Regions from separate parts of the Homo sapiens genome. Here region 1 is linked to region 2. A link is a contact called in ENCODE Hi-C or POLR2A ChIA-PET data. All regions are on one chromosome and are shown on one strand. The core of a region is the stretch at or near the end of the contact, and the rest is flanking DNA. Distances in the headings are between cores, read along the strand shown.

What was found. Hi-C counts contacts between places; a loop is a spot of excess contacts on that map. ChIA-PET counts read pairs that join two places held with the same protein, here RNA polymerase II (POLR2A). Pooled maps may share reads with other maps.
Region 1: a pooled map shows a loop between it and region 2 (9-fold over the local background). The contact joins the promoter of GRK6 here to the promoter of FAF2 in region 2. A Hi-C loop is called at or near these places in 6 of 50 pooled maps. POLR2A ChIA-PET finds 5 or more read pairs at or near these places in 2 of 52 experiments (Caco-2 and HEK293).

Annotation. Positions count from the first base shown.
Region 1 is chr5:177,424,459-177,428,179 of GRCh38, forward strand. It overlaps GRK6 (G protein-coupled receptor kinase 6), which reads left to right and starts at 2,218. Exons shown (of 16, transcript NM_001004106.3): 1 at 2,218-2,439. The coding sequence starts at 2,388. RefSeq lists enhancers at 1,302-1,471, 1,892-2,431 and a silencer at 2,142-2,791.
Region 2 is chr5:176,447,087-176,450,756 of GRCh38, forward strand. It overlaps FAF2 (Fas associated factor family member 2), which reads left to right and starts at 1,299. Exons shown (of 11, transcript NM_014613.3): 1 at 1,299-1,384. The coding sequence starts at 1,322. RefSeq lists enhancers at 680-869, 950-1,009, 1,320-1,379 and a silencer at 1,190-1,239.

The sequences.
Region 1 (3,721 bases), core at 968-3,467, 980 kb after region 2:
CCTACTCAAAACCTCCGTGAGAGCTCCCTACCACCTTCAAGACGAAGTCCAAAATTCCTTAGGTGGCTCTCAAGGCCCTCCCTGATCCAGGCCCCTCCTGAGACTTCAGCCTCATTTCTTGCCCCCATGTCGACCCCATTGTGTACCACTGTGTACCTTTAAACCCCAGCTGGATGCTTAGGTGCTGAACGCAGGAGCCCTTCCTGACTTCCTCTACGGAACTTCGAACATGTGATACCCCTCTGTCCAGAAGGCTCTTTCCCTCCCTACTCCAGTAACCTGCACATTTTCACTGAATCTTCAGATTTCACTTGGACACAACAGCCTTCACTAAGTGAGGTACCTGCCCTATGTTCCACTGGGCCCTGGGTTTCCCTTTTTTTTTTTTTTTTTTGAGACGGAGTCTCACTCTGTTGCCCAGGCTGGAGTGTATTGGCACGATCTCGGCCCACTGCAAGCTCCACCTCCCAGGTTCACACCATTCTCCTGCCTCAGCCTCCCAAGTAGCTGGGACTACAGGTGCCCGCCACCATGCCCGGCTAATTTTTTGTATTTTTAGTAGAGACGGGGTTTCACCGCATTAGCCAGGAGGGTTTCCCTCTTTTAAGGTACTTAACTCCCTAGATCCTAGATCCATCCACTTTTCTCCGTCTCTATTGCCACCTTGTAGGTCCAGGCCACCACCATCTCTTTACTGGAATTCTGTAAACTCCTGACTGCTCTGCTTCCACTCTTGGCCCCCTAGGAATCCACCAGAGTGATATTTTTAAAATATAAATCATTCTTTCAAATGTTTCACATTTCACTTAGCAAAAACACTTCAGCCTCCTGGACGTGTTCACAGTCCTCCATGACCTAGCTAGTGCCTTTGCTCCTTCTGTCTCATCTCAGACCACTGGGCCCAGAAGCTGCGGACGCCTTCTCCTATTCCCTGAACACACCACTTAGTCTGGCTTAGAGCCTCTGCGTTTGCTGTTGCTTCTACTGGATCCGCTCAAATGTCACACCCTGAGAGTGTCACACACTCTCTTAACGTCCGAAGAGCAGTTGTCACTCTCTGAAACCATCTATTTGTTTATTTACAGAATAATTACCTTTATCTCACCCTGCCCTCACTTGCTCCCTCCACTTCTAGCAAGTAAGCAGGGAGCCTGGCTATCTTGCTGCCATCACTGTGTTCTCCAGCACCTGGCTTGGTGCCTGGCACAGAGGTGTTGCTCTGTATTTTCGGATGAATGAATGCATAGGAACTAGAGAAGCCTAGATGGATCCGGCTCTGCCTTACTCGCGGAGTTTGGGCAAGCCTGTTTCCTGCTGCGTGAAGTAGGGGGTGGAGGAAGCGGGGTGTTAAGCTACAAGGTGTTGATTAGCTGTAAGATTTCAGCCTTGTTTTCTCCGTAGTCTTCGGGCTGGAGCCAGCCACTTGACGTCCGGCGCCTCAGCTCCCCACCTGTATAATGGGTGTGAACTCATCCCGAGGTCTAGGGGTGGTAGCGCTGCCTTATAAGGCGGCAGAGGCCGAGGGAAGGCGAGGCCGAGTGGGTGGAGAGAAATCACAACATCCGGCTGCGGGGGCTGGGCGGGGCGCCTGCGGCGACCGGGCAAGAGGTCGGGGAACGGCTGCGAGGCCGCAGCCTCCTCCCTGTCTCTCCCTCTTTCGATGTGCGCCCTCCTGATTGGGGCCGACCCAAGGGAATACGGCCACACAAGTGGACCAAACAAACTCGCTGCCAGCCCGCAGGAGGCCCAGGATACGGAGCGCGTCCCCGACAAAACCCTAGAAAAGCCGTCTGCGAGCCAAAGGCCGCCGGGCCACACCTTCAGGCGACGACCCAATCAAAATGCAGTACTTGAGATGACGGACGTCTTCTTCACCCAATCACATATTCGGCCTCCTGGGCGTGCCCCAGAGTACCCACCTCCATTGTCCCGGCTGAGGGCTCGGCCCTAATTGGCAGTTTGGTATCCTACGAAAGCCTAGAAATTCGAACCTAGGGGCTGAACCCCGCCCTCAGACCAACCAGGAAGAGGTGACGTGATTGGTCCCGCCCCCGTACTTCTTTGAGCGAGTCCCCAGCTGGGGGGGCGGGGGAAAAAATGAAGAGGAAGACTAATGGGAAGACGGCGCGGGGAGCTTCTGCCCGGTGATTGGTCAAATGAGGTAAACAGAGGGCGGGGCAGGGCGGGCCAGCGCCGGGGTGGCCCCCGGGAGGGGGCGGAGAGTGCGCGGCTGGCTGCGGCGGCCGGGGAGGCCGGGGAGGCCGCGGCGCGGTCACTGCGAGCCGAGCCGAGCCGCGCCGAGCCGCGCCGATCGCCATCCGGCCTCGGCACTCGCGCGCGATCCCGGCCGGCGGCGCGGCCCGGCGGGCCAGGCGGCGCCACAGCCCATGGAGCTCGAGAACATCGTAGCGAACACGGTGCTACTCAAGGCCCGGGAAGGTGAGGCGGCCGGGTGGGCGGCCGGGCCCGGGTGCGTGGAGCGCGAGTGCGCTGCGTCTGAGCTCCGCAGGGCTACCCAGCCGTCGGATCCCCTAGGCCCGCGGGCCCTGCGCCTTACACCCCGCCCAGACACGAGCCTTTCCGGCCCGTCGTCTTCCTCCTCCGCACCTGCCCCCGGGATTCGGGGCCCAGGAAGGGGCGGGGGTCAGGCCGCCGCCCTCGCGGCGGGTGGGGGTGAAGGAGTGAAAGAAGGTGAGACGAAGAGGGAAGGGTGGGACCGGAGCCCCAGGAGAGCCTGTCTGAGAGGCAAGCCTCCTCCAGGGGAGAGGTGTAAAGATGCCCCACGTGCCAGGGGCCCAGACCCCAGCACCCTAGCCTAATCCCGCGCAAAGTTGGCGATAGGTAAAGCTGGAGAATGAATAAACGGACCCTCTGCGTAGCACAGCCCACCTGACTTGGGGAAACTCCTGGCCACAAATGCTACTTATAGGACTGCCACTTGCTCCGTGCCTCAGGACACTGAGGGCAGAGGTGAATGGATATTTGCCCTCAGGGAGCCCATGGTCTAGTGGGGCTAGCGGACACAGAAAGAAGTGGGAGCAGAGCATGCTGCTCTGTCAGTATTGTAAGCTCAGAGGTCTGGCTGGGGAAACCAGTCTGGTGGACCGAGTGTGTGTGTAGCTCCTCGTGGCTCCCACCCCAGATGTTATCAGGCACTTGCTCTGTGCAGGTCCTGGGAGACACAGAAGGACCAGATCGGGTCCTCACTGCCTTGTGGTCAGTCTGCCCCCACCTGCCACACTCCACCTCAGTAACATGATCACTGACCACCCACTCTGCCCCACCTTTTCCAGGGTGCTGGGGAAGCAGCAGTAAACAAGACCCATCTTTTTGGAACTCCAGGGCAAGGAGGGAGATTGTGACAGTTTTTCCACCCTTTGCTGGGCTTCCAGGCTTAAAAAGTCATCTGCTTCACCTTTCTACCATATTTTACATGTGGGAAGCTGAGGCTCAAACCAGGGATTAGCATCAGTCACACAGCAAGATTGTGATTGACTCGGGCCTAAGACACAGGATGACCGGCACAGTCTATAGGAAGCCCAGAGGAACTTTCAGCTGGGTGCTACACCTGGCACCCCGTGCCCACCAAGTGCTCTGGCGAGGTGCAGCCCAGAAATGGCATGGCAGGCTGGGTCCTCATTGCCTGGGGAGCCTGTCTTATCCCCTGTCCCTTATCGAGCCCATGGGCTAGGCCTTCCTCCCAGCCTCTGGGGGCATCTGC
Region 2 (3,670 bases), core at 49-2,548:
TGATAAGTCCTGAAAGAAGTAGCCAAAATTTCATGTACTCTTCACAGAACCAGCTCTCAAAGCCTTTTCTGTCTCACCGGATCAACCCTGCAAGGGGACGAGGGTGGGGCGCAGGCGGCCGAGAGCCTTGCTGAGAATCACACAGGTGGTCAGTGGAAAAGCGTGTACCAGACCCAGGCCTCTCTGGAAGGTGGGCAGAGGAGGCGTTCGGCGGGAGAGGTGGAAATGAAAACGGGAAATCTAAAGAGAGGTGGCGGACTAGAAGGGGCAAGGGACGTGCAGAGGAAGATAGAGATTGAGGGGTGGTGATAGGGTAGTGTAAGCAGCAGAAGGGAAGGGCAGGGGACTGCCTCGAGGAGAAGGGGCGGCGGCAGCACGTCAGGGGCTTTTGGGGAATCTCATTCAACAAATGGCAAAATGGAGCCCAAGTGGTTTGCCCAAGGATGTCCAGCAGTTGGCAAGGTGGCAACTAGAACCCGCGTCTCCTAATCCCGGTCCAGGGATCTTTCTTCGCCTGTCACAGAGACAAGGGGCCAGTGCAGCGCTAGTGCGGAGAGACAAGGCTCCAGGCACGGAAAAGCAGATGCCGGGCCGGGGTTCCAGCGCCGCAGTCACGGCGGTGGACGGCAAGCTGTGCGGACGACTGGGGGCGCCATGAATGGTCGAGGATCCGGGGAGCCGAGTCCAGATCTTCCTGCAAGTGACCCCGAAGCGGCAATGGAACGGTGGCCGAAGTCTGCCCACAGCTTCCGCTTCGAAGGCGGCGTCGGAAATGCCGCGCCAGTATCCAGAGCCCTTCGGAACCTCCCGAGAGATGGTCAGGAGCTTTTGGAAACTTTAGGTCAGGGGCCAGCGACCAAAAGGCTGGTATTTCGGAACGGCTGCGTCTCCCGAGAAACCTCCAAGAGTATCTGAGGTTGCCGGAAAATGGTTAGAGAGCAGCCGAAATCAGCCGAATGCCATTCGGGATGCTCCGGAGCTTCTCGAGGCACATTCGGGCCCTCTCGGCTCTGCAAGACTGCACTGGAATCTTAGGTCTCCTTTCGTCGCCTAATCTTAGCAGATCCTTTCGTCGCCTAAATGGTAAGAGCGACTTGTACCGACAGTCCCTCGGCAATTTCCGGAAGTGTTCGGGATAGGCCCGAGCGTGGCGCCCTCTGGCGGCGGCCAGAGGTGGCGGGGGGCGGGGGGAGGTTAGTGGGCCAGCGCGCGCAGACGCAGTTGCGCGCCGGCGGCCGTTCAGACCGGATGTGGTTGTGGCTGAGGTCAGTTCCGGCGGGTGACGGTGCGGACGGGTCAGGAGCGTAGAGGCGGCGGCAAAATGGCGGCGCCTGAGGAGCGGGATCTAACCCAGGAGCAGACAGAGAAGCTGCTGCAGTTTCAGGTAGCAGCGAGTACTCGGTGCAGCAGATGCCTCCGTGGGATGGGGAGTAGGCCCCTAGAGGAGTTCAGAACCCTCCTCAGATTGGGTTCAGATCCTTCTCAGACCAGCAGGCCGGCCCCCTCCCCCCCAGACTCCAACTGCCCTGATTCCCCCGGCCCCCAAGCCTCTGTTGGACCCTAGCCTTCCAGCCATCGCTGCGGGCAGACCCGCCTCGTCTGTGCCTCTGTGCCCTCAGCGTGTCAGCTTCCCTGGTTTGCCTTAGCGGCGTCAGTCCTCAGCCATCCTTCCCAGCCCGGTTATCGGTCGGACCCTCTCCGCCCAACGAGTCTATATCTGCCGGAGAAGCTTAGTCCCCACCGCGGAGTTGGCGTCATTTCGGGTCTCTGACAGGAAAACCTCCTGCCAGCATCCCATGCCATTTCCACATACACTCCCACAAACTGGGGCCTCTTGGATACCAGGTTTCGTGTTGGGGGTTCCGGTCGGGGAGGGGGCACCTACACACAGATCTGGTCCCCGCCCTAGAGGTGTGGGAGGACACCAAGTGAGGAAACAATGCAAGATGATAAGTGTCATCAGTGGTCTGTCGGGATTTATTACTTTTGGCTTATTCCTGGATTCCTGTGCTTAACTATGCTTGAGGAGGGTGGTAACTTGCAGAAATGTTATGTTAATACAAGATGTTGTATTAAGAACATTTGCCACTGATCACTTACCCCTGAGCTGGAGAATGGTTGGAGGATACCACTAGGGTGGGTAACCTTGGCACTTTGTTACCAGTTTCCTTATCTCTGAAAGGACTGTCTTAAAAATGTCTACCCCCAGGCCAGGAGCGGTGGCTCACGCCTGTAATCCCAGCACTTTGGGAGGCCAAGGCCAGCGAATCACGAGGTCAGGAGTTCGAGACCACTCTGGCCAATATGGTGAAACCCCGTCTCTACTAAAAATACAAATATTAGCCGGGCGTGGTGGTGCACGCCTGTGGTCCCAGCTACTCGGGAGGCTAAGGCAGGAGACTCGCTTGAACCCGGGAGGCGGAGGTTGCAGTGAGCCGAGATCGTGCCACTGCACTCCAGCCTGGGCAACAAGAGTGAAACTCCGTCTCAAAAAAAAAAAAATCTACCTCCTGAGGATGTTCGGGAGATCAAATGGACATATGGATGTTAGAAGGGCCTTGTAGACTGCAAAATGCCCCCAAATAGTATTTTCTGCTATTAATTTGACTTAGGATAGACCTAAAGTTATTGATACACTTATTTCCTTATATAAAATGTGTAAATATTCATTTATTCAACTATATGAAGAACCTTAGTGCGCAGCGCTGCTAGGTAGAATCCCACTTACTATTTCAGATGTAAGTACTTTGTAAACACTTAGCATACATAACCTCATTTAATACAGCAACCCTATGAGGTTCATACTGTTCTAGTCCCTGATTTACAGATGAAGGGTATCAGGACTAAGAAATAAAATGCTTAGGTTACACAGCTAGAAAATGATGGTGTCAGATTTAAAGCTATGTCCATCTTCCAGAACCCTTCCCAGGCTTCTGACTTCTGTCTTGTGCAACTTATATTTCAGTGTACAGTTGAGTGTGGAATGCAAATGCTGAGAAAATAAATATTTTTTTGGCGAGTTCTCACTTTTTTGCAATTTCCTTGAATAGACTTCACTATAATAAATTTTGAAGTGGTTATTTTTTCCCCTCTTAAATTGAGCAGTGTGTTGGAAGTGTATAAATGGAAAAATGCTGTCATAGATGTAATTGACATTTGATTGGAATTTTTGGTAGAGAAATTGAATTGATGACCCAGCAAATTATTATTAGAGAATGAGTTAAACAGACAACCAGCTTACACTTCCAGGTAGACCACCAATTTCAGAGTGTTGTTTAACTTTGGCAGACCATTTTACCCCTTAGAACTCTTCAGGGGTAAGCTAACATGTGGTTTAAGTGCAATGAAGTAATGTGAGTTATAAATTATGGTATATTTAGTCTCATACTGGAAGAGCATGAATATAAATCTATGATAGCATTTCTGAAGTAAAGTGCATAGGAACCTCCATTTTATCTTCTGTGGAGATCTTTTTTTTTTTTTTGAGACGGAGTTTCGCTCTTGTTGCCCAGGCTGGAGTGCAGTGGCGCGATCTCGGCTCACTGCAACCTCCGCCTTCCAGTTTCAAGCGATTCTCCTGCCTCAGCCTCTCGAGTAGCTGGGACTACAGGCACGCGCCACCACATCCAGCGAATTTTTTGTATTTTTAGTAGAGACGGGGTTTCACGAT